Regions from separate parts of the Homo sapiens genome. Here regions 2 and 3 are each linked to region 1. The links are chromatin loops, found by intact Hi-C in ENCODE. Cell type or tissue: PC-3. All regions are shown on one strand.

Region 1 (8,000 bases):
ACTGGAATACAGCCCCATTCACGCATTTATACGTTACCTGTGGCTGCTGTTCTACACCATAACCAGAGAGTCAAGTAGATGCAATAGAGACCGTGTGGCCTGCAAAGCCTACAGTACTGGTCCTTTACTGTTCAGCCCTCTGCAGAAAAAGTATGCTGACTCCTGCCATACAGAACTAAAGCTATGTCAACCAGGATGAATATATCACCAACATTTGATGTTAAGAAAAAAGATTAATATTTACATTATAATACCTTTTCATATGGAGTAGCAGCAGAAACATACAAATGTAATAACAAAACATCACTATATTGTTTATATAGGCATGTAGTACGTGTACTAAAGGTATAATGCTTCTATATAGTAAAAGGATAAAACATATGCTGGTAGGTTGCACACTAAATTCACCAGAGAAAGGAGAATGAGAATGAGGAGAACTTAAGGGACTTAGGAACTTAAGGAAACCTCCTCAAAATAAAATACCTGGCTGTAATACTGCTAGTGTAAGTATTACTTTCCTACATTTGAAGTATCTTGTATTTAAACATTAAGATAAAAGTTAACTTGGCTTATTCAAACCTGTTTGATTTTCCTACCCTCATTTTCATCATCTGTTTTCTTTTCTTAACCCAGATATTCAGATTTTAATTTCTATTGTAATGCTAGCTTAGTGATATAGATGTAAAATCCAAGCTGGTAATAAATAGCACTTTTACTATGTGCCTGGCAATTTTTGTTTATATACTCATTTAGCCCTCCTACAAGGCTGTGAGTGTCCCCTGTTTTACAAATCAGGAAACTAAGGCTCAGTGATTTACTGAGGCATAGGTAAGCTGGTAACTTGCCGGAGCCCTGTTCCAACTGCTCTACAATTACAGAAACTACATAGGAAAACCAATAGGCTGGTTTAGGGTATTCCAGCAAGTGCAAGCAAAGTTCACTGCATTCAGTGTTCATACTGCCTGGTCTTTATTACTATCACCTTAAAAATAAAAATCAAAGGCAATATATGTTTTCTTCTAAAATCCATGATGATATCATTTGGACTTAAAGTCTAATGCAAGAGCTTAGATTTTGGGCAAAGTCAGCAGACTAGGGACGTAGGTCAGGTTTATGGTTTGTTTTAGCATGAATTCTTGGCAGTGTAGCACTGCTGTTCTCAAAACTGAGAGGGTCCATAGGGTGAAATTTATCTGTTTGACTTAATAAACTAATGTCAGACGTGCCTCCTTCCTGTTTGCCTTCTGCCATGATTGTAAGTTTTCTGAGGCCTCCCAGCCATGCTTCCTGCAGAAACGTGAGCCAATTAAATCTCTTTTCTTTATAAATTGAAAAAGATATTTAGCCAACAAATGTGTGTTGGGAGCTGAGTGAGTGCCATCAGTAACCTGTTCTAGGCTTTGGCGTGTGGTAATGAACAAGGCAGAGATCCCTGTCCACTTGGGGCTGGTATTCTAAATGCACATGGAGAAAGAATACACATGGCAAATTAATACAGATAATGAGCACTATGAAAAAAAAGAATATGAGAAATGGAATCTAGATACTGGATTACGGGAGTAGTTGAGGTATTAAACAGGGGACGGAGGGAGCCCTCACTTCTCAGGTGAGATATGGGCAAAGGCGTAAGGAGGTGAGAAAGTGAGCTAAGGGGACGATGGGAGGAAAGGGCATTTCAGGCAGGGCTGCAAGAGCAAGTGCCCCGAAGCAGAAATGCTTGCCTGTTCCAGGAACTGCTGGGAGGCCCGTGTGGATTCAGCTGAGTGAGTGGGGGGATAGTGGTAGCAGAGCGGATCCCACAGGCCTTGAAGACCACTAGGAAGACTCTGGACACTGCTACAGGGCATATGCAAAACCACTGGAGACTTTTAAGCAGAGGAAGAACATAATCTGAGTCATATTTTAAAAGCTTCATCCTGGCTGCTTTGCTGAGGGTAGACTACAGGGAGTAGAGATAGCACAGGAGGATACTGCAATAATCCAGGCAAGAGAGGAGATGACGGTTGGTTCCATGATAGCAGTAGTGAATGCAGTGAGGGAGTCATCAGATTATGTGTATGTAGGTGGAACCAAAAGGCTTTTCTAGAAAATTGGATGTAGATACGAGAAAATGAGAAGAATCAACCTAAACTGTTGAACTATGGAGGGATAGTGTAACTGGAAAGATGCAGCTGCCATCAACTGAGATGGGTAGTGTGTGCATGGTGTCAATATAGTAAGAATTCAGTTTTAGACATTTTGAAATTGTATCTACTAGACTTCAAAGTGGAGATAATTTTATATATGAATTTGGAGTTCAGTTTAGGCTAGAAGTCTGAGCTAGAAATGCAAATTTGGGACTTACATTTAAATATTTTCTCTCATTCCTCATTGTCATTACTCTCATTGTTATTCTACTTAATAATAGAAGCAGAGAGGAGAGGAGATCTTGTTTTCTTTGACCCTATCTTCCTAAAACTGGCAGCCTGTTTTGAATAGTAGCTATTTTGACAAGATCTGCTTTGCTCTAAGAAAAAAAAAAACAAAACTGTCTGAATATTGGATCATGGAAAGGAAAATTAGAATTATTGGGTGGTCACAGTTTATGTGACAGACGCACTACTGGAAACATCTGATAATTCAAAACTCTTGTCATTCAAGACTCACCCTGGCCAAGAATGACAAGTGTTTTTGTTACTAGCTGAAGTGGTGGCTCCATATAGCAATAGTATAAACACAGTTAACAAACTCACTTTGTCTCCATCCTTTGAAAACTGTGTTTCCTTTTATCTTATATGAAATAATTGGCATTTTTTCAGGTTCACACATTAATTGAAATCTTAATCATTTTTTCCAAGTTAAAATCTGTATCAAATGAACTTATCTCATAAGCATTCATCTGAAGACATTAAGAGATTTGGCCCACCTTGTACTAAAGTAGTAAACAACGCTTGCTGTTCTCTGACATCTATTTTCCTCTTTTCTTTCAAAGTATTAGAAATCCTGATTTTTAGTTGGACATTTGGATGTTCAAAGTAAAGATAATATTTCCCAGATTGCTTTGAAGCTAGGCCAAAGGTTTTGGCCAATAGGATATGAGTGGAAATGATGTGTGCAACTTTCAGATTGGGCTCTTCTTTCTCCCTTCCTCTATCCTATTGCCTGGATTGTAACCCTGACAGTCAACTATTCTGATCTGTTCAGAGAAGAAAACTATCATGGATATGGTGATGCAAGAAAATAGCGGGAGCCCGGGTCCCAAAATGAGCCCTGCAGCAGAGCTGCCACAACAGTCCATCATTGCCTGTCTCCAGTCTTATGTAAAAGAGCAATCGCTTCAATGGTTTTATTTAAACCACTATTGTTTGGAGTCTCTAGAACATGCAACCTACATTCTAATTAATAAAAGTAGGTGAAATATTCACTTCTCCAAAGTGTAAAGAAATGCAAAGGGCATTTTCCTGGGGTGCATGGTTAGCAAAAACAAAAGCATAGACTTTGGTTTGGCATCAGATGACCTGAATTTGAATTCCAGCTTCTCCATCTATCAGCTGTAGGGCCTTTACCAAGTTATTCAAATTCTTTGATACTCAATACTTTTTTTTATTAAACAATATAAAACAAAACAGGTAGAATAGCTAACACATAAACTTCTGTGGAATTAAATGAGGTAATGAATATAAAGTCCCTGCAACCAAGTGTGCACACAATAATTATTGTCTTTCTCCCCAGCTCTTTCTTGATACATTCGACCGTCTACTCTAGCTCTCTACTTAGAGCTTTGGTGGATATTTCAAAATCAACATGTCGAAACTGAGCTTCCCTGTCCCCATGAATTTGCTGCACCCATAATTTTCATCTCGCTTTACAGAAGCTTCATAATCTATTTGCTCAAGTCAAAAATCCTTGAGTCATCTCTTTCTCATGACCTACCTCAATCTGTGAGAAAATCCTGTTGGTTCTATCTTGAAAATGGATCCACACTTTTACCTCCTCAGAACGTCTTTTGCTACCACCCTGGTTTGAGCCAACCAGCTTACTAAGAATTTCACAGATACAGTCCTGGTAGCATGGGCTATGCAGATGTTTACCAATTCAATATTAAGAAATTTATTACATTATAAATGGTTTTAGGTAAACTGTTCTTATTAGAGAGATATATGCGGGCATCTGAGAATTATGCACCATAGTTTTGCCTTATAATTTAATATATAGCACTTTGCAAATGCTCTGTTTTACCGAAATACGGGTGGACACTAAGTGGGATGGATTTTTACTGCACTCTTGACACACCCTGCACACTTTGTAAATTAATTAGTCTGTTTTCAGTTTTGTTTTTAAGAATTAATTGTTTGCAGCTGTCTGCAGCAGCACTTATCTCCCTTCTGGAGGCTTCATTTTGATGCTTTTAAAAATGAAACTGGCTGGGAAGAGGGAAGATTCTATATTCTGCCATTTATCCAACCTAAAGAGATTTCCTAAAGAATCAAAGTGAGGCAATTTTTTGTGATCAGAAATGGAACTTTAGTTATCTCTCTTTCATTAATTTATTTTTTCTCCAGAAAGAAGAGCAATGTTGGGGAGGTCGTGTCACCTCTGGAGCCTCAGCCATTGATCAAGTGAATTTAAACAATTTTTAAATAAATCACCAAGGTTCTGTTTACTTTCTTTGGCAAGAGTCAGATCCTAGTGCATCTCATTAGGAATATTCTACATAATTCATCTAACACATCCAGCAGTTTCAGCCATCGCTTTCAAGTTTTGTTAATTTTTGGCTTTTCCTAGTCATTGATCAGTTGTTTTCTCATTTAATTTCCCACCAGGAAAGAAAAATGTTTTCGTATTATTGATGAAGTTAATTTCTAGGATGGCACTTTCTCAGAACATCAGCACACGTAATTATTCAGAAGAGTGAAAGATGGCAGAAGAGCTGTGTTGAAGTAGGCCCTCAGGTGCCCTCTGCAGGGACAAAAGTTGTGTGGCAAAAAGGATACCAACCATCTCCTGGGAGAGAAGAGTTTTAACTGCCCTTCCCTGAAATTGTTTTGTACACAACTCCAAATAATCCTTGGTTTCCTCTTAGAAATGCCCTTAAAATAAAAGAACAGAATGACTCACAATCTGGCAGTATCAAAAGAGAAGCAGCCCTGGAGTCAAATAGATCTGCGTGCATGTCTAGGTTTTGGGCAAGGTTATTTCATCTCTCTGAGCCTTAATGTTCTAATCTTTAATTTATATCAATGACAAATAATTCAGTGTTACTTTCAGTATTATGTATAGTGATATGTATAAAGTAGCAAAAGTATACTAGGTTTTCAGCAAACATTAATGACCTACTCCATAGATACCAGTATTTTTAGGTAAAAACACTATATTCTAGAAATATTGCAGGAGTGAACCTCCAGAATTGTTTACGTTGGGAGATATATCATACTATAAAAGTATATTAATCATATATGTATAGTTTAAAGAAGAGTGGCAAAATGAATGAATACATCATGTACTGGCTTCTTTCACTCAACATCACATTTTTTGAGATTGATCCATATCGTTTGTATCAGTGGTTCACCAATGGCGTGCTTCTTGACATATTTCAGATGTTTACACTGAACTAGCTTTGTAATTCATGGAGCTTATTAACTGTACTCCTTACTGCCTTATCACATTTGTCTCTGTTACAAAATACTTTTTCTATTTGAAAAGATGAGGGAAGGGTTTAAGGGATGCCCTCATTGCCTGTTCCTTTCTCTACTCCTTCTACACAACGTTTATTCCTTATGGTCAACTGTTCTATGAAGATTTCATAACATTAAATTTTGACAATGTTCTTTTCAGTCTTGATTTTCTCAGACAGAAAGTCTTTGAGACAGAGTCTCCATCTGTTGCCCAGGCTGGAGTGCAGTGGTTCGACCTCAGCTCACTGCAACCTCAGCCTCCTGGGTTCAAGCAATCCTCCCACCTCTGCCTGAGTAGCTGGGACTACAAGCATGCACCACCCACACCTGGCTAATTTTTGTGTTTTTAGTAGAGATGGAGTTTTGCCAAGTTGGCTGGGCTCATCTTGAACACCTGACCTCAGGTAATCTGCCCACCTTAGCCTCCCCAAATGTTGGGATTACAGGTGTGAGCCACCGTGCCTGACCCCAGACAGAAAGTCTTATCTCATAACTAGCTCTGCTTTAGGGTAATGGGAAGAGCAGCTTGTTGGCAAAAGTGGTTCCCTTATCACGCAGCCGTTTCAATCCTGGATTAACATGAACCTCTTCTTGGGTATTTTTCTGCTTCAATAAAGCTTTTCTGAAATGCATGTGGAGTCTGAGTACAAGAATGTAGAGGCTGTATTTAAACAGTAGGTTGACACTTTCTTATTATTTTCCTTCTTTTTTTCTTCCAAATCTTTTTTTTTTTTTTTTTTTTTTTTGAGATGGAGTCTTGCTCTGTCGCCTAGGCTGGAGTGCAGTGGTGCAATCTCGGCTCACTGCAACCTCCACCTCCCGGGTTCAAGCGATTCCCCTGCCTCAGCCTCCCGAGTAGTTGGGATTACAGGCAGGTGCCACTGCGCCTGGCTAATTTTTGTATTTTTAGTAGAGATGAGGTTTCCCCATATTGGTCAGGCTGGTCTCGAACTCCTGACCACATGATCCCCCTACTTCAGCCTCCCAAAGTGTTGAGATTACAGGCATGAGCCACCACGCCTGGCCTTTTCCCCCCAATCTTTTGAAATGCTGGCTAGAAGCTGTCTTCGATAAAGGGGCAAATAAAACTATTTTGTTTTATTTGCTTCTGCATACATGCCTAATTTTTTTCTTTTATCATAATAATAGGTGTCATAGTTCTAAAAGTCAAATGGCACTACTACAATGTTTATCAGGAAAAACACCAATGGGAATGTACAGCACCTATCTCCTTTCAGGAGTCCCACTCCCTAGGGGAAACTGTTCTGAATTTTTGTAGCTCTTTTTCCTCATATTTACCTCCATTTCTAAGCATGCTTATTGTTAAAGTTATTATATATTCCCTAAACTCCCCTCTCCCATCTTCCTAATATGGTTACATCACAATTTCTGGTTAAATTAACCTTTTACATATTGTTATAGCTTTGCAAATGTTGTTCATAGTGTAGCCATGAATTATCCTGCATTATATAGCCTTTCTCATACAAATTTTTAGGTTTTTCATTAAAGAAAATAGCTGCTATAATTTTATTAATTGCAAAGTATTCTATGGATCTAAACTTTCTTTGCTAGAAACTTAAAGGCTCTCTCAGGATAATTTTATTCATCAATTCTAACATCTTGGCTTAATTCCATCTATTCTGGAACACTCTATCCTCCTCTGACAATCTTGACTGGTTGCTCTAGATCTGCTGCACACCTGACATCCAGAGACTTCCCTCTGTCCTTATCCTGAGAATTTTTTACTCTTCCAGTGTTGGATCTTGTGTTTCCCAGCCCTCCCATCTTCTTCTTTCTTGGTTTATTCCATCACTTTAATGGTCAACGTCTTTCAGTAGTTTTCTGGGAAAGAGTGCATGGTAGGTAAATATTTTGGTCACTTTATGTCTGAAAATGATTATTCCATCCTATTCGATTGCTAGTATGGCTGAGTAGGGAATTCTAGGCTGAATATTGTTTTTCTTCACATTTTGTAAGATAATTTTGAATTATATCTTTCAGTATTGCTTTGGGAATACTTCTTTTCATTCTGGAAATTTTATTTTGTCTCTCTGGTGTTCTGATATTTCATGATAATATATCTTGTGTGAATTTTTCTCCCTTATTTTATTGAACATTCAATGTGCACTTTCAAATGGAAACACATATACTTCAGAAAAAGCTTTTAATTATTTCTTTTACTCCTCTAATTTTCCTGACATCTTTTTCTTAAGCACTTATTATTAAAATATTTGGATTTCTGGATTTTCTAGTTTTCTATTCTTTTCTCCTTAATCTTCTTGCTTTCACTTTTCTGTGAGATTTCTTCAACTGTATATTTTAGTCCACAATCCCCCTCTTTTGTGA
Region 2 (8,000 bases), 140 kb before region 1:
GGACCCTTGAAGTGTGGGTAGAGCCTGGGATGGGAAGAGAATGAAGTCAGGTTTTATAGCCCCCACAAATGCTAGAAATAGGCCTGGCCATCACAGCATTCACCGTACAATATTGCTTTGATTCCTGTGCCATTAGACTGTAAACAAATTGGTGACAGGTATTCCTTCAAGTTCTTGGCTGGGTGAGTTGCCAGGTGCCTTGTTAACTGCTTCAGTATAGAGCATCACCGGGAAAGGGAGACGCACTATAGCTCTCAAGCCTTACCATCTGCAGAAATATTTTTGTAAAGGAAAAGGTTCACCCAGATTCTCTCTCTGTGTGCACCATCTGCAGAATTCAGTTGCCTGGAGGCCGCCTGAGCTTGAAATGAATGAAGAATCCTTCCTGGCAGACATTGCTTCTACCACCTGACCTACTTCTAAAGGGTGAAGCATCTCTTAGAAAGTTGGTGAAGTGAATGACCTTGAAAAACTGTAGTAAGACTACACCAGCCTTAGACGCTTTGAATCATGAATGCTTAGCAGTGAGCTGGGGTGAGAGACAGATGTGCTATGAACCATCTAGGTTGAAACTTGTCCCAGCCAGCAGAGTTTCCATTCCACCAGAGCAGAATCTCTCACTTGACTTGCTTATTCAGGGCATTGGCAGTCTAGTTCTCTTCAACAGCTGATTTTAAAAATTGATGTATTGAACATTTATTATATTAAATATTCAGGTATATTGTGAGCCACTTGAAATTGAACATGGTGGGAATATTTGCATCATGGAAATCAACAAACACTACAAATCAGGGCTCCCTTCTTCCCCCTACCCCAGTCTAGCTGATTCACCAGCATACCCCTGCTTACCCTGAAGGAAACCTTATCCTGCACAGGCATGCAGGGGTCAGACACAAAAGCAATTTCTCTTCTTTAAATCTTTATTTTTAAAATAAAAGTATATATGCTTCCTGTAACAAACTCAAAAGAATAAGAATGGATAAATTGAAAGAAGAATTTTCTAGCTTCCAATCTAACACCCCCCTGTCCTATAAAAGTAACTTTGGAGTAAAGACTTCTAGAATTTCTCTACAGTTATACAAATGCTTTAAAAAAAATCCCACACTTCCCAAAGCAATCTACAGATTTAATTCAATTCTCATTAAAATACCATCATCATTCTTCACAGAACTAGAAAAAACAATCCTAAAATTCGTATGGAATCAAAAAAGAGCCCATGTAGCCAAAGCAATACTAAGCAAAAAGAACAAATCTGGAGGCATCACATTACCCGACTTCAAATTATACTACAAGGGTATAGATACCAAAACAGCACGGTACTGGTATAAAAATAGGCATGTAGACCAATGGGACAGAATAGAGAACCTAGAAATAAAGCTGAATATTTATAGCCAAATGATCTTTGACAAAGCATACAAAAACATAAATTGGGGAAAGGACACCCTATTCAATAAGTGGTGCTCGGAAAACTGGTAAGCCACACGTAGAAGAATCAAACTGAATCATTATCTCTTACCTTATATAAAAATCAATTCAAGATGGGATCAGACTTAAGTCTAAGACCTGAAACCATTAAAATTCTAGAAGATTACATCAGAAAAATTCTTGTAGACGTTGGCTTAGACAAAAAATTCTTCATGAAGACCCCAAAAGCAAATGCAACACAAACAGAAATAAATGGGACCTAATTAAACTACAAAAGCTTTTGCACAGCAAAAGAAACAACTGGCAGAGTGTACAGATGACCCATAGAGTGAGAAAAAATATTTACAAACTATGTATCCAACAAATGACTAAAATCCAGAATCTCCAAGAAAGTCAAACAAATCAGCAATAAAAAAAACAAATAATCCCATCAAAAAGTGGGCAAAGGACATGAATAGACAATTCTCAAAAGAAGCTATACAAACAGCCAACAAACGTGAAAAAAATGCTCAACATCACTATTAAAACCATAATGAGATACTACCTTACTACTCCTGCAAGAATGGACATAACTAAAAAGTCAAAAAACAACAGATGTTGGCATGGATGTGGTGAAAAGGGAACACTTTTACACTGCTGGTGGGAATGTAAATTAGTACAACTACTGTGGAAAACAGTATAAAGATTCCTCAAAGAACTTACCATTTGATCTAGCAATTTCACTACTGGGTATCATCTACCCAAAGGAAAAAAGTCATTATATGAAAAGACTCATACACTCACATGTTTATAGAAGCACAATTCACAGTGCAAAGGTATGGAACCAACTTAAGCTTCTATCTACCAATGAGTGGATAAAGAAAATGTGGTATATATCCACACCATGGAATACTACTCAGCCATAAAAAGGAATGGAGCTGGAGGGCATTATTCTAAGTGAAGTAATTCAGGAATGGAAAACCAAACATCATATGTTCTCACTTATAAGTGTGAGCTAAGGTATGAGGCAGAAAGGCATAAGAAATTATATATTGGGCTTTGGGGACTCAGAGGGGAAGGTTGGGAGGAAGTGAGGGATAAAAGACTACCTATTCGGTACAGTGTGTACTGTCTGAGTGATAGGTAGACTAAAATCTCAGGAATCACCACATAAGAACTTATCCATGTAGCCACAAACCACCTGTACCCCAAAACTATTGAAATAAAAATGAAAATGAAAAGAAGTATTTTTAGATAAACAGAATGAAGCTACATATATTTTTAACACCTTTTTTTCTTCTAAAATATATTGTGGACATTTGTCTGAGTTAGATCATATAGATCTACACCATTTATTTTAATGATTGCAAAATATTCTATAATATTGTCTTCTTAATGTCCATTTAGGTCATTTTCATTTTCTTTTCTTTTTTTTTTTTTTTTTTTTTTTTTTTTTTTTTTTTTTTTGCTTAACAAAACATCCTGCATATGAAATGTGTGTGTCTGTGTGCGTGTCTGTGCCGGTGCATGTGTGTGTGTCTGTACATGTGTGTGTATTTCTGTGTGCAAGTAGACCTATTTCTTTAGGATAAATTTCCAGGAATGAAATATTGAGTTGTTACATAATATCTTGGTAAATAGCGCTAAGTTGACCTGCAAAAAATTGTACTAATGTCCCCTACCTTCAGTAAGGAGAAGAGTTCCTATTTTTAAAATTAAAATTCCCACCAACAATATATATTACCAATACTTTTAAGTTTTGAAAATTTGTTAAAAGTTATATTTTATTGTTGTTTTTACTTGCATTTTCATATTCACTAATGGACCAAGTGTCTTGTTTTCCATTTGTATTTCTTCTTGTGTGAATTATCAAATCATCTTTGCTCATTTTTTAAATTGATTTATTCATTTAAAAATCAATTCGTAGAAGCGATTTAAATAAAATGTACTTTTGGCCATTAGTCTATAATATGCATTGCAAAGATTAGCTTCAAGTATATTTGTCTTTAAACTCTGCATTAGGTTTATCCATATAGAAGTTCTATACGGGGGATTATTTTGTGTTACATTTACTAAGGATACCCAAATCCCAAAGTATAAAAGCATGATCTTATATTTTTCTAATATTTTCTATTTTTCTTTTACATTTATTTGTAAGTTTTTATTCATCAGAATTTATTTTTGTGTATGACATAATAATAGATATATGTACAAGAATCTTTTGAAGTATTGTTTGTAGCAATAAAGTTAGGAAACAACATAAATGCTCTTTATTAAGGGAGGAATTATATATATTTTGGTAAATCTATACCATAGGGCACTATATAACCTCCTAAGAAACAGGTTCAAACCTATTGATATGGAAGTATGTCTTTGTTGTATTAATAGAGGATGAATTTCAGAGAAATGTATACACTATGCACTGTGAGGACTTATGATTAAGGCCACGTAGATTGTGTATTGCTAACTCCATAGGACAGTGATATGATTGGCATCCCTTGAGTTAGGCAATATAGTAATTCTCTTCACTGTACCACCCTAGTCACTGACATAGGTGATGCATACTCTGTTGATCTTTTGTGAGTTTCCCTTATCTTGTTTTCGCTTTTGGTATACTTCTGCAGTTTCTCTTTCTTAGTGAAACCCTCACTGGGGTTTCAAGAAAGCTGGAGGCTGGCTTTATTCCAAGGCATCTAATAGTACCATGGAACATATGCAGGCTTCCTCACTAGACTGCAGTGTACAGACCCACTTCCACCCTAGCCTCTCTTTTCACTTTGTGAATGTGAGAGCCCACAGCAGGTTCCTACTTTTTGACCTCTCCAGGCAGAATCAGGCACTATTCTCCCCTTCCCTCCACACTCCTAACTCTTGGGATCATATATCAGATTCTCCAAGAATATTATCAAGCTTGTTATGGGGACAGTCTTGGGTGGGCCTATGAGTTTTTACAGCTTAGTAACTATCCATCTTGGAACTGTATACAGGGAAGAACAAGATAGGCAGGAGGTAGTTAGAGGCGAGGGAAGAAAGAGAATGTTATAATAGAAAATTATGGCCTGCTTACTGTGGCAGATAGAATTATTGATCCCAACACTCTCCTATAGGAGGTGTACACAGCAAGCATACCTCACCTCCTTTGCTGTGGTCTCCTCATGGTCAAGATGCATTTCCTTGCCTTTCTAACTTGGGATTGTCCATATAGTTTGCTTTGGACATAAGATCTTACTGGACATAGATTGTGTCAAGGCTTGAAATATTCTAGCATGACTGGGCTTGCTCTATTGCGCTGCACATCTGCTATTATCCTGGAAGAACTTGCCCCAGGGAGCCCTCTTGTGCCAGAAGAATGAGTCAGGTGAAGTAGAGTGAATTGAAGTCCTAGCCTGCAGTCAAGTCTACATAAAAAAGAATGAAATCGTGTATTTTGCAGCCATGAGTAGAACTGGAGGCCATTATCTTAAGTGAAACAACTCAGAAACAGAAAGACAAAGACTGCATGTTCTCACTTGTAAGTGGGAGCTAAATAATGTGTACCCATGGACATAGAGTGTAGAGTGGTAGACACTGGAGACTCAGAAGGGTGAAGGGGTCGGAGAGGGGTGGATGATGAGAAATTACTTAATGGGTACAACGTATATTATTCAGGTGATAGATACACTGAAAACAAACTTCACCACTACACAATGTATCCATGTAACAAAATTGCACTTGTACCCCTTATCAAAAAAAAAAAAAAGTCAGCCTAGCTGACACCATCCTCAATCTGTGATCCCTGATTGATCTAAAACACACAAATGAGAAAGAAATGCTTGCTGTTGTAATTCACTGAGTTTTGGCATGGTTTCTTGTGAAGCATTCTTGTGAAAATGATTGACTGATTTTTCCTTTATTCTATGAAAACACAATCCTAATTTTATTGAGGCAACAAATAACCTCAACTAAAATAATACATTTTTAAGATTTCTTAATTGCTAAGTGTGTCAGTGTGACTAAGTTTTGGCCAGTGGGATGAAATGCTGAATCAGATTTCTGAGAAATCTGATTAAAAGGAACTGACTCAGCTGAGACATATACTCCTTTTGCCCTTTCCTCCTTCCTTCTTGCTTCCAACTTCACACATGTGAAAACCGCAACTTCAGTGGCCATCTTTGAGTCATAAGGCATCTTTGGGCTGGAAGCTAAGCTCTAGGATGGTGAAGGAGAAAAAGAAGAGCCTCAGTCTTTGATGACTGTGAACCACCGTAACATTCTAAATTGCATACCTCCAGACTTCTCTCATTTAAAAGAAAAAAATTCTACCTTGTATGAATCACTCCTAATTCTAATTGATAGTGTAGTATAATGTTGAATGAGAATGTAGATTAAAACTATCTATGCTAATACTACAAATACATTAAAATAGAATATCTGTAAGAACAAGGACTAGAAGTTAGTAGGGTCAAATGATAACAATGATTTTATTATGTGAAGGTCAATATTTGCTGAGTGATGAATAATTATTGTCAGTCTGAATGAAAAGGCAGTATGCCAGGAGGTAGCTAAACCACCAGGCTGGATAGAAAACTAGTTTTGGCTTTTAGCTTTAGTTTTGAGCAAATAATTATGGCGTCTTCTTGGGAACACAATTTAACTTCCTGAGTCTCAGTTTTCTCATCAGTTTCTTGAAAAATGGAAAAATACAGTTAAATATTATTGAAAAGTTAATCATGATAATGTTAAGTCAGCTATAGCTAGAGTGGCTATTAAATTTATTATCCTTACTGGGACATTTTTGCAAGTAAATGGGATATTGCTGGGATTTTTCTGGCCATCCTAGGTGTAATGCAACTGGGTTTTAGGACTGATCTTCACTCAGTGGAGGAATTTAAGTTCAACGAATATTTTATTTATAATAAAGCTAAATTCCTACACATCTAATAAATAAAAACTTTTTTTTTCCATAAGGTAACTGCAAAAACAAATAAAAGATGTATGTATTCATTAACTTCACAATAATGCAATCCCATGTTTTATGCAATTACTTTTTTGGGGCCCACTTATTTCCCATTACAGGATTTTATTGTAGTAACACCTACATATGAGTCTCTTCCAGGGTTGTCATAAGACCCACACAAGCATCTCTAAAGGGACAGTGCCCAGGAAATTGTAAAACCTTATGGGAATGCTAGGAGTTTTTATTGAAAAGAGGAAAATGTGACTTGACAGCCGTTGGGGTAACATTAATCACATGGGAACATGCATGTCAGGTACAAAGAGATGACACAGGTGGAGACATAAGTTATATGCAAAAAAACAGTAATTACATCTCCTCTCCAGACCTTCTCTCCTGAATATGGTCTTCAGCAAAATTGTGATGGAGACATTTTTAGATAGCCAAAATAAAGAAACAGAAATGGAAGCAACAAACTAGTATGTGTACAATATTCCTGAAGTTGAATTCTTGTGCCAGCTAAGCACATTATTATAATTGTTATTGTCACTGACTCCAGTGTATTAAGTACAAATAATTATGCTGTTTTAATTATGTAGTAAATTGACTCTTTTAAAGTACTTGGAAAACATCAAATAATTTTCCTGTAGGAGCAGTTTCTGAGGAGGAGTGCACTTAGGTTGCTGTGCCTGACTTATTTATATATACATGTGTGAAATCCTGCCTCAGGGATGTCTTCTACTTGCCTAGTTCCCTGCCTGAAATCAGGCCATTAGTGCCACATTCCCATGAAATGACTCACGGATTTACATTTATTCATTCATTTATCTACATTTATTTGGGGGACTTAAGATCTGCCAGGTGCTTAATACAGCGGTGAAGGAACTGCAAAAGATGCCCAGTTCCCTGCCTTATCCTCTGAATCTTCAGCCTGCTCCTGAGGCTTCCAACCGCCAGCATCTGTATCTTGCTTCCTGAAGGTATTCTCCAAGGCAGTGGGAGACCACACTTGCCATCACACCCTGCAGCCCCTAAACAATGACTGCTAAGAGCTGGTGTATAAATACCCCCATTCCCTCATTCTACACAGGGAATAACTCTGAGACGCATGGTTTATATAGTTTCCCAGACTTACCCATCAGGATTAAAATTAGATACAGAGTGACAGGGGCCTGATAAAACCACCTTTATTCATTGCTTTCCTTTCTCTGTCTTATTGCCTAACGGGGCTATCTGAGATTCCTTCCCTAATAAAGTATTTTCATCAAATCTTTGTTTTAGGATCTGCTTCTAGGTGAATGCTTGAAGGCATAACCACTGCCTTCTTGAAGGGTTGCCCATTCAATCGCCTCTAGGGGCCAGGCAGGTGTGGTAAATGAGTGAAGCAAATTAACATTCCTCCTGTGAGCTTTACCTACTCCCATATACTTATTACTCAGGGATCCCTGCCTAAAGATGTTAGCATACTAGCCATTCCTTCCCTGCAAGGTATACTTTTTGCTTCCAGGGAGCCTGAGGAGGAATGATTGAGTAAATGAATGGTGTTGCATTCAACAGCTTTATCTACTCATTCATTCACCACACATCAACCCATTCCCCATTTACTCACTATCCGTTCAATCCTCTACCCATTCACTCACCACTCATCCACCTGTTCTTTCGC
Region 3 (8,000 bases), 200 kb after region 1:
GATACCTTAGTGGAGTAATTGATCCAATGAAGCCAGATTTCCTTGAGTGCTTTATCTAGACAAAAAGTTATCCAGGTTTTAACCATGTATTCCCCCAAGGGCCAGAAAAAAATAAGCATTAATCCCAATATGGTACGTTTTTACCATTTAAAAATTATCTACATGTATTACCTTAGAAATATAGCATGTAGATTTAACAACAAAGTTTTTATAAGGATGAATTTTAAGGTTTTAAATATTAAAATGTTTTAATCTTTTCTTATTGTACCACTCTAAGGATCATGATTATACAATAATTAATTAGTTTGCAAACTATTTTCTCATGATGTGTTCCCAGGTATTGTGTCCAATATGTCATTCCTCCCTATCTCTCCCCTCCTTCCTAACACACAGTATCTGCATTGGTTTTAAGTTTAGACGCATTGCTAGTGGTGGTTCCTAGTGATCTTCAATAGGCTTCCTAGGTTTCCCTGAAAGCTTCGGGCATTGTGGTAGAGTTACACTTCGCTTTTGTTTTGTTAAGACAGAGTCTCACTCTGTCACCTGGGCTGGAGTGCAGTGGCACAATCTTGGCTCACTGCAACCTCCACCTCCTGGGTTCAACCGATTCTCCTGCCTCAGCCTCCCAAGTTGCTGGGATTACAGCTGCTCACCACTATGCCCTGATAATGTTTTGTATTTTTAGTAGAGATGGGGTTTCACCATGTTGGCCAGGCTGGTCTCAAACTCCTGACCTCATGATTCACCCACCTCAGCCCCCCAAAGTGCTTGGATTACAGACATGAGCCACCGCACCCAGCCCTATACACTTTGCTTTCTAAAGTAACTTCCTGAAATAAGTTTGTATCTTTGCTTCTTCTGAAGCTGCCTTATAGTGGTCAGATATTGAGGATGAGAAAGTTGAGGATAGAATGCAAAGATAAGATGGGAAATGTTAGACCCCAGAGAATGTAATTGAAAATTCCACTAGTTTGTTTTGCCCCATCATTACTCAGTATTCTGATGTAGAATATTTCTTATTTTGTCAATATTTCATAAATAAGTACACTATGCCAACACAATTTACGTTCTTAAAAGTAATTAACAAGCTGTCTTTTCGTATTCATGTATGGTTATTTCAATTTTTTCCATTTGCTGACCTGCAGATTTGTGACTAATGTTAGTCATTTATAACAGGCTCCTTTCTCCTTAATAGTAGAGGAGAAATAAATCTTAAAATCTACTTGACGGGTTTGTTTTATTGTTTGGTGATAAAACTTGATGATATTCCAGATATCTTTAGAAAGAGTTTAGTATTCTCCCTGGCAGGTTTCTGATTAACGGCACTTGAAGATGAGACTGCATAATCTGAGTAGGGTGATGTGCTTCCGTGGAAACCTCACAGTGAAGACATCTACACAGGCTGCTGCTTTGGATTTTAGGGAGGGCTTCAGTATCTCTTTCCTTGCCCCATTTATTTCCTGAATGTCTTTTTGCATGTCTAATATCTGGACTTAGGAGCGGCTAGAAATAACAGCAATCCTGTGTATAACGTCTCCTGATCTCTTAGGGACTTGTAGATATGCATACACACATGCACACATGTTCACAAATTAATTGAAAGCTGTGTATTTTTCAGAACTCTGATTTTGTCATTGTCTTTGACATTAGTATATTCAGTCACTCATTTTTGGACTGTGAACTAAAAGCACCTGTGTCTTTAAAGGTGCAGCACTTTAAAAAATGTTCAAAGATGAGGTTCTTTTTTAAACCTTATGCTACAGAATTTATAGTATATCCTTCAAAAATCCTGTTTCCTAGTAGTTATCACTCGCTTTCAAGCTGTACTTTAAAATTTATGTTTAAAGAGTCTAATATCAAAGTGCCTTTTAAAGAAAATAGCTCTAAATGTGACTTAAGAGGCTCCCCTTACTTGGATAGTGGCTGGCATTGTAGATTTCAAGAATGCTTAACTAATGAATGTCCTGAATTTTGTAGATACCGTATGCTCTTTCCCCAAACCATTAAAACCTAAGATAAAATGTTGTTTTAAGTATTCTGTCAGGTAGAGATATTATGTACAATTTGTCATGCATTCTAATGGTTATCAGTTTTGTTCTTATGCCATTCTGCAACTAAGGGTCAAGAAGCCACTTAGGTACTTCTGATAATTATGGCCAGCTTCAGCAATCAGCTGAAGAAGCTGGAGTGTTCCTTCAGCTGAAGGGCAGGGAATACTCAGTGCTTTTCTCGCTTTTATGCTCAATCTCTTTTCTAGTTAATTATTGTCTTTCTAAATATACTCCACTGGATTTATACAATTCCAACCAACAAAAAGTTCCAATAAAATTCTTGTTGTATGCGCATGTTTAACGGGAAGTTCATGATGAGTTTTCCTTTGTATTTAATAGCATCTTTCAACGCATAAAATTTGTTATTACTTTGCTTATTTGCTGATTAATATATTGTTTTGTGGTCTAAACATTTTCATAGATGTGTTTTGTGGATAGTAACTTGAACTCTCCAGAAAAGCCAGATAAGTACAGATGTCCTCATTATAAATTTTTTTTTCTTTCCTTGAGCTTAACAGCCTCTCTTCTCTTGTTTCTGTTGGATTGTTCTAATTTATTGTGGCATAAGTTCTGAGTTTAGCCTATCTCTTGAAAATTAAAATAAAGAATGAAGCTGGCATTTCTGCAGGCTGAGGCTGAGCTCACGGGCCTGAGGTCAGGATGAGACCAGTTCTCTGAGCTCATGGGCCTGAGGTTAGGATGAGACCAGTTCTCAGGAATTTTTGTGGGAGTGGCCACCCACAGCTAACAGTAAACACTTGTTCACTTGTGACCTACTGATCCACTGGGCACCCTCGATGACAGTCATGGGAGATGAGGCCAAGGAACACAGCTAAATCTGCATTTCATGAACATCTATTGTTCTGCACACATACATGAGGCATGAGTATACTATTCTCTGTACGGAGTGCCACTGGCTTTCTGTGTAACATTTGCACATGAGCCAAGTTTATCATTTAAGTCTGTTTCTTTAGCGTCTGTTCGTGTAAGGTCTACGTGAAATAATTCTGAATTCCCAAGTATATCAGAGTGAACATCGAGGAAAGGCAGAAGCTTAATTAATGCTTATAGGCCACTTACCACTGTGTCTCTGATTTTATTTGGTTTACTCAGTCGAGTTGCAAACCCAAGTACGTATAGAAGCTAGACAAGTAGCATAAATGAGAGGAGCCTGAGCATAACATAGTAGGGAGTGATGGGGACTGTGATACACTGAAGTATATTGGTCCCAGCTAAAGGGAACAACCTCTACTCAGCTCCTAATCATGACTGCCATGCAGGAATGCAGGCCAGGGTTGCCGGGTCTTATTTTTAAGAGAAGCTAGATAATACACAGATGATTACGTGAACCCTTTGTTTTTAATGTTTTCAATATTGGTAAGTGATTTAGAAATGTGTAATATCTTACCTAAATTCGTCAGTCCTTGATTACCTGTGTGTCACTGGAAGCTCCTTGAGATGAGAGTTTGTCCCTTCATCTTTGCTCCTCCATGGCAGCAGTTCTGGGATTGGCCCACTATCGACTGAGGGATGCTTGAGCTCTCTCATCTACTAGAAGATAACGGTCTCATACTGTCAGATCTGTCAAGTAGTGGGTGTTTTAAGGACGGTGACCTTGTGGCAAATGTGGCAACACAGTTTAGACATATGGGTGTGGGTGCATTTTGATCTTGTGTTTTCTCCTTTCCGGATTCCAAGAACTAGATGGGGCCTCTGGGCTTCAATGCCTCTCCTGAAGTTTGTGTGTTCTGAAGATGTCTATCTTCCTAGATGTTCTTTGTAGCCTAAGCTGGCCCATGATTAGACCATAGAGGAGACAAAGAGGCAGGCACAGGGGGGAAGCAGGAGGAATTTCCCTCAAGCCAGAAGAGGGTACAGGAGACAATTTCTACAGATAGGAATCATCCTCAGCTTCCCTCTTTGCGTAACCTAAGGAGGTATCTGGGTGTGTGTGTGTGCGTGTGTGCATACGTTCCAGACATTGGAACTTCTGCCCCTATCCTAACAGATAAGGATACAGCACTGTCACCATGTACCAAGACATCATGTTGGTTCAGGTCATAAGTATTTCACTAGTCGCTGGATGGACCGATGACCTAAATACGAGCACTGAATAAGATCCTCATCTCTACAGAATGCTTTGGGGCTGTGGGAGCTGTAATAATGACTGAGTGACTTTCAGCCTTGCCTAGGATGGTGGCTTGCAGTTGAATTTAATTTTATTTAGAGAAAATAAAGTACAGTACTGTGACATTTCTTGCACACTTGAGTTCATGGAGCAAAATCCATACCCACAACACAACCATTAAGGAAAATGCTCTGGACTTGATGCAGTTTGTTGTTGCAAAAACAAAGAATAGACCCCTGGGCTGAAAGGAAAAGACTTTTTCCATGGTCTCTTTGAAGTGCTTTTGCCAGTGCCCAGCCTGCCCCCTGGTGGCACTTTTGCTCATGTTTTCGTTCACAGCTGGAAAATGACACACTAAATGCGGAGTGAACAAATGCTGTGAAAATGTTATAGAGTTACAGCATCACAGGTGTCAGGGTATCCGGTTCTGCCAGACCAAGAAAGACTCACCTAAGTCAAATTCTCAGAGATCAAATTGTTCCTTCTCTTCACTTCAAATGTTTCTTTCTTCATCTTTATCTCAGAGGAAGTCACATCCCTTCTCCAAAGCAAACTTTTCCACATTTGCCTTTGAGGCTTCTTTGTGCCTCAGAGGTCTTTGCACCTCCAGTCTCGCCACTCTTCCTTCTCCGCCTCTCCTCCCCCTCCCCACCCCTTCTCTCTCCCCCTCTTCTCCTTCTCAAAATTTCATTCTTATTTCCTCTAATATCTTGTTCCCCCTCAATTGATAAATATGTCCAAGGCTTCAATGAAATAAATGACAATTTTTCCTTAATGTTTTCCCCTCAAGCTACTTCACTGTCTCTTTCCTCATCCCTTTGGACCAAACTCCTGAAAATAAAAATCTTCAAATGGCTTGCCCTCTATAACAAGTAGTCCCTTCTCATAATTTATAAAACCATTCTCAATTTGGGGCATTTAGGTTTCCAGGGTTTTGCTATTGTAAACAATAACAGATGAACATCTTTTGCTCACATCTGCTTTTGCTATTATTTCCAGACGATAAAGTGCTCAAAATGTAATTGCTGCCTGAAAAAACTCATGCAGCTTTGAGCCTGATTAGCTTTGTATTACTAATTTTTAAGAAGTCTGTATACATTTGCAATGCCAGCAGTAAGGAATGAGTACACAAGCTTCAATCTAACTAACATTGGGTGTTATAAGGATAAGGGGGGGGGGGGTATGGGGAGTTATTTAGAAGGTAAAAAATCCTATCTCAAGTTTATTTTGCACATATTTATTAATTGTTGGTAGGCTGAACAATTTCTCTTTACTGATTGTCAGTGTATTCATTTTTTTCATATTTTAAGTATTTATATTTTGAGATCTGATGTTTTTCCTTATAAATTTGAATAAGGGTAACATGGTTTGGGTTTTAAAGCTGTCTTTGTAGCATGGAATGCAAATATGGCCTTCAGTAATAATATCCTTTGTATTTAGTCTTCTGTACGATGAAAAAACAGCAAGTTTTAAATTTTTTATGTATTCAAATCTGTCAATCTTTTCCTTCATAATTTATTCCACTGCTTCAAAGCTGAAGTTACTGTTTTCTTATAAACCTGATATTCTATTCCATCTCCTGCTGGCTTTACTGTCATTCAATTTTTTGTATTTAAATCCTTAATCCATGTAGAAGTTATTTTAGTGTATCATGCAAAGTATGAATCTAACCTGATCATTTCCTCAAAGTATTATCAAGTTTTTCTAATTAATTCCTCCTAACACTTTATTATGGGGTCTTATGTTACAATTTTAAAAACTATTTCAGTTTTCCAATCTGTTCTATTGATCTGCGTTTCTGTTTTTGTGCCAAGAACCAAAGGATTTAAATGGCTTTCCTTTACGATAGGTTCTCAAATCTGCTAATACTCTATCCTCCTGGATCTTTTGTAAAATAGCATTCTTTAATATTTTTCATTTTTATATGTTTTAGAACTCTTTAAGTTAAAAAGGGCATCTTTTAAATATTCTTATTGAAGATTAAATCACTGATTCTGAAGTAAATAATGCCTCTGCCACTCACTGGCTGCATGACCATGAACAAGTTACTGAAACTTGCTTTCCTTTTCATTTTTTCCATCAATAACAGGAGGATATTTAAAAACTACCTGCACCTCACAGAACTTTGATGGGGATTACAGTATTTAAGCATTATACCAAAGTGCTTAGAATAGTGCCTGGCACAGAGTAAATGCTTGATAAACATTAGCTTTCATTATTATTCATCCTGTTACCTCATATTTGAAGGACTATATGAGCCCCAGATATCTTCTCCATGCCTTTTTGTTTGCTTAACAAAATACCTTAACACTATCACAATAATAGACTTCCTAAAGTCCAACTCTCAATATGTCACTCATGTTTCCCCCCTTGTCCCATAGGAAAGTCTATGATCATTCAGGGACTACAGTGATCTGATTTACTCAACCTTCTTACCTTGTCCTCTGCTAATCCTATTTATGTCCCCTGCAGTCTAGCTGACTGAGCCACCTGCTCTCTCCTGTCTTTACTTGGAAAGCCAGCCTATCACTGTCATCAAAAACACACTGGCTTGGCAGTCAGAAAAACCTGGATGAAAGTTCTGGCTTCATCTTTGTGGTGTGCCTTTTGGTACAGTACATTACCACTCCATACCTGTTTCCTCATTAAGAGAAAAAAAATCACAGTAATGATATGTTATGGATTTTCAGGGACTAAATAGGATAGTACATGTAAACCACTTCACATAGTGCTAAGTGGGACAGGCTACATAATTTGCAGAGCCTGATGTGAAGTAAATGTGGGGTTCCTTTTCCAGAAACTACTAAAAATTTCAAGATGGCCACAGTAGAGCATTACCAAGCATGGGGCCCCTTGTCAGCTCAGGAGCTTGTGTGACTGTGCTGGTTGCACATCTTCAAGACATCCCTGATGCTCAGGGTTAATGAGAGTGAATTTAGCATTCCTACCTCCTAGTATTTTCTCTCTGCTTTCATCCCTGATGCCTTGTGCCTATATTCTACCACCTCTTCATTCTTGGTGCCCCATGTTCAATTTCCTCCTGGAGGCCTCAGATATATACTTGTTTCTTCCTCTGAATGGGGAATGATGCAGTCTTTTGTAAGCCATTTATAACTTTTAACCAATATCATTTAACCAATACAGTCAATTTTTATGTCTGACTCCAATTTAAAATTAGAAGGTCAGCCTCTCAGCTTTCCCAAGACTTATTTCCTGGCACCTGAGCATGAGTACCCCTTTTCATATACTCTTATGACACATTTTCTTCCCGTCTTGCCAGTTACGATAATAAAGCAATATTTGGGAGGGGAGTTGGGAAAGATTATGTCAAGCTAGAGGCGAGAGAAACAGACAAATTATGCAATGCATAGGAGAAAATGGCTGATGAATTTTAAGCATAGGGATGATGCATTACAATTCCCCTATGATACAGTAGATTGCAGGGGAGATGAAGGTGGGGACAATGTGTCACATTAGGGTCATATTTGAGTTTCAACCCTTCCAAGCCTGGCTAGTACAAAAACTCATGCAAAATAAAAATGTGGGGCTCCTTGTTTCAAAATTACCCAGAGTTTTAAGATGCTGACAGCTGAGCATTAAACCAAGCATGCCCTTCTGAGGGCAGGGCCTTGTTCAGCTGCACAGGTTGCACACCCATGAAGCAAGCCCTGGTACTGAATGTTTAATAATGGGGTTGATTGTCCTTGTATGTTTTCACAATGTTATCACATAGTAGATGCATAGAAAATAATTTATTGATTCATTCAGCAAAATAAGGCATGAACTTCATTTGGGCAACTTATATGCTTATTGTGGCTTCC

Evidence for each region. Hi-C counts contacts between places; a loop is a spot of excess contacts. Peaks named below come from ENCODE experiments on the same cell type or tissue, not always from the same donor. Only the 100,000 strongest peaks of a DNase experiment are listed, where the experiment ranks them.
Region 2: it touches region 1 in a loop (2.2-fold over the local background); 2 of 110 quality-filtered maps call a loop at or near these places.
Region 3: a loop joins it to region 1, with 5 times the contacts of the local background. A loop is called at or near these places in 3 of 110 quality-filtered maps.

The regions. Positions count from the first base shown.
Region 1 is chr3:30,967,324-30,975,323 of GRCh38, reverse strand. No RefSeq gene overlaps it. Among named protein-coding and RNA genes, the nearest start is that of GADL1, 77 kb to the right of the region's middle. In PC-3, a CTCF peak has its summit at 4,924 (motif pointing left); a DNase peak (open chromatin) is centred at 4,943.
Region 2 is chr3:31,103,124-31,111,123 of GRCh38, reverse strand. No RefSeq gene overlaps it. Among named protein-coding and RNA genes, the nearest start is that of MIR466, 55 kb to the left of the region's middle. In PC-3, CTCF peaks have their summits at 4,487 and 4,699 (motif pointing left); DNase peaks (open chromatin) are centred at 4,733, 5,523 and 5,903; H3K4me3 peaks cover 440 bases; H3K27ac peaks cover 2,366 bases.
Region 3 is chr3:30,765,396-30,773,395 of GRCh38, reverse strand. All of the region lies in intron 14 of GADL1 (glutamate decarboxylase like 1), which reads left to right. Among named protein-coding and RNA genes, the nearest start is that of GADL1, 130 kb to the left of the region's middle. In PC-3, CTCF peaks have their summits at 4,285 and 4,485 (motif pointing left); DNase peaks (open chromatin) are centred at 2,825 and 4,505; H3K27ac peaks cover 1,270 bases.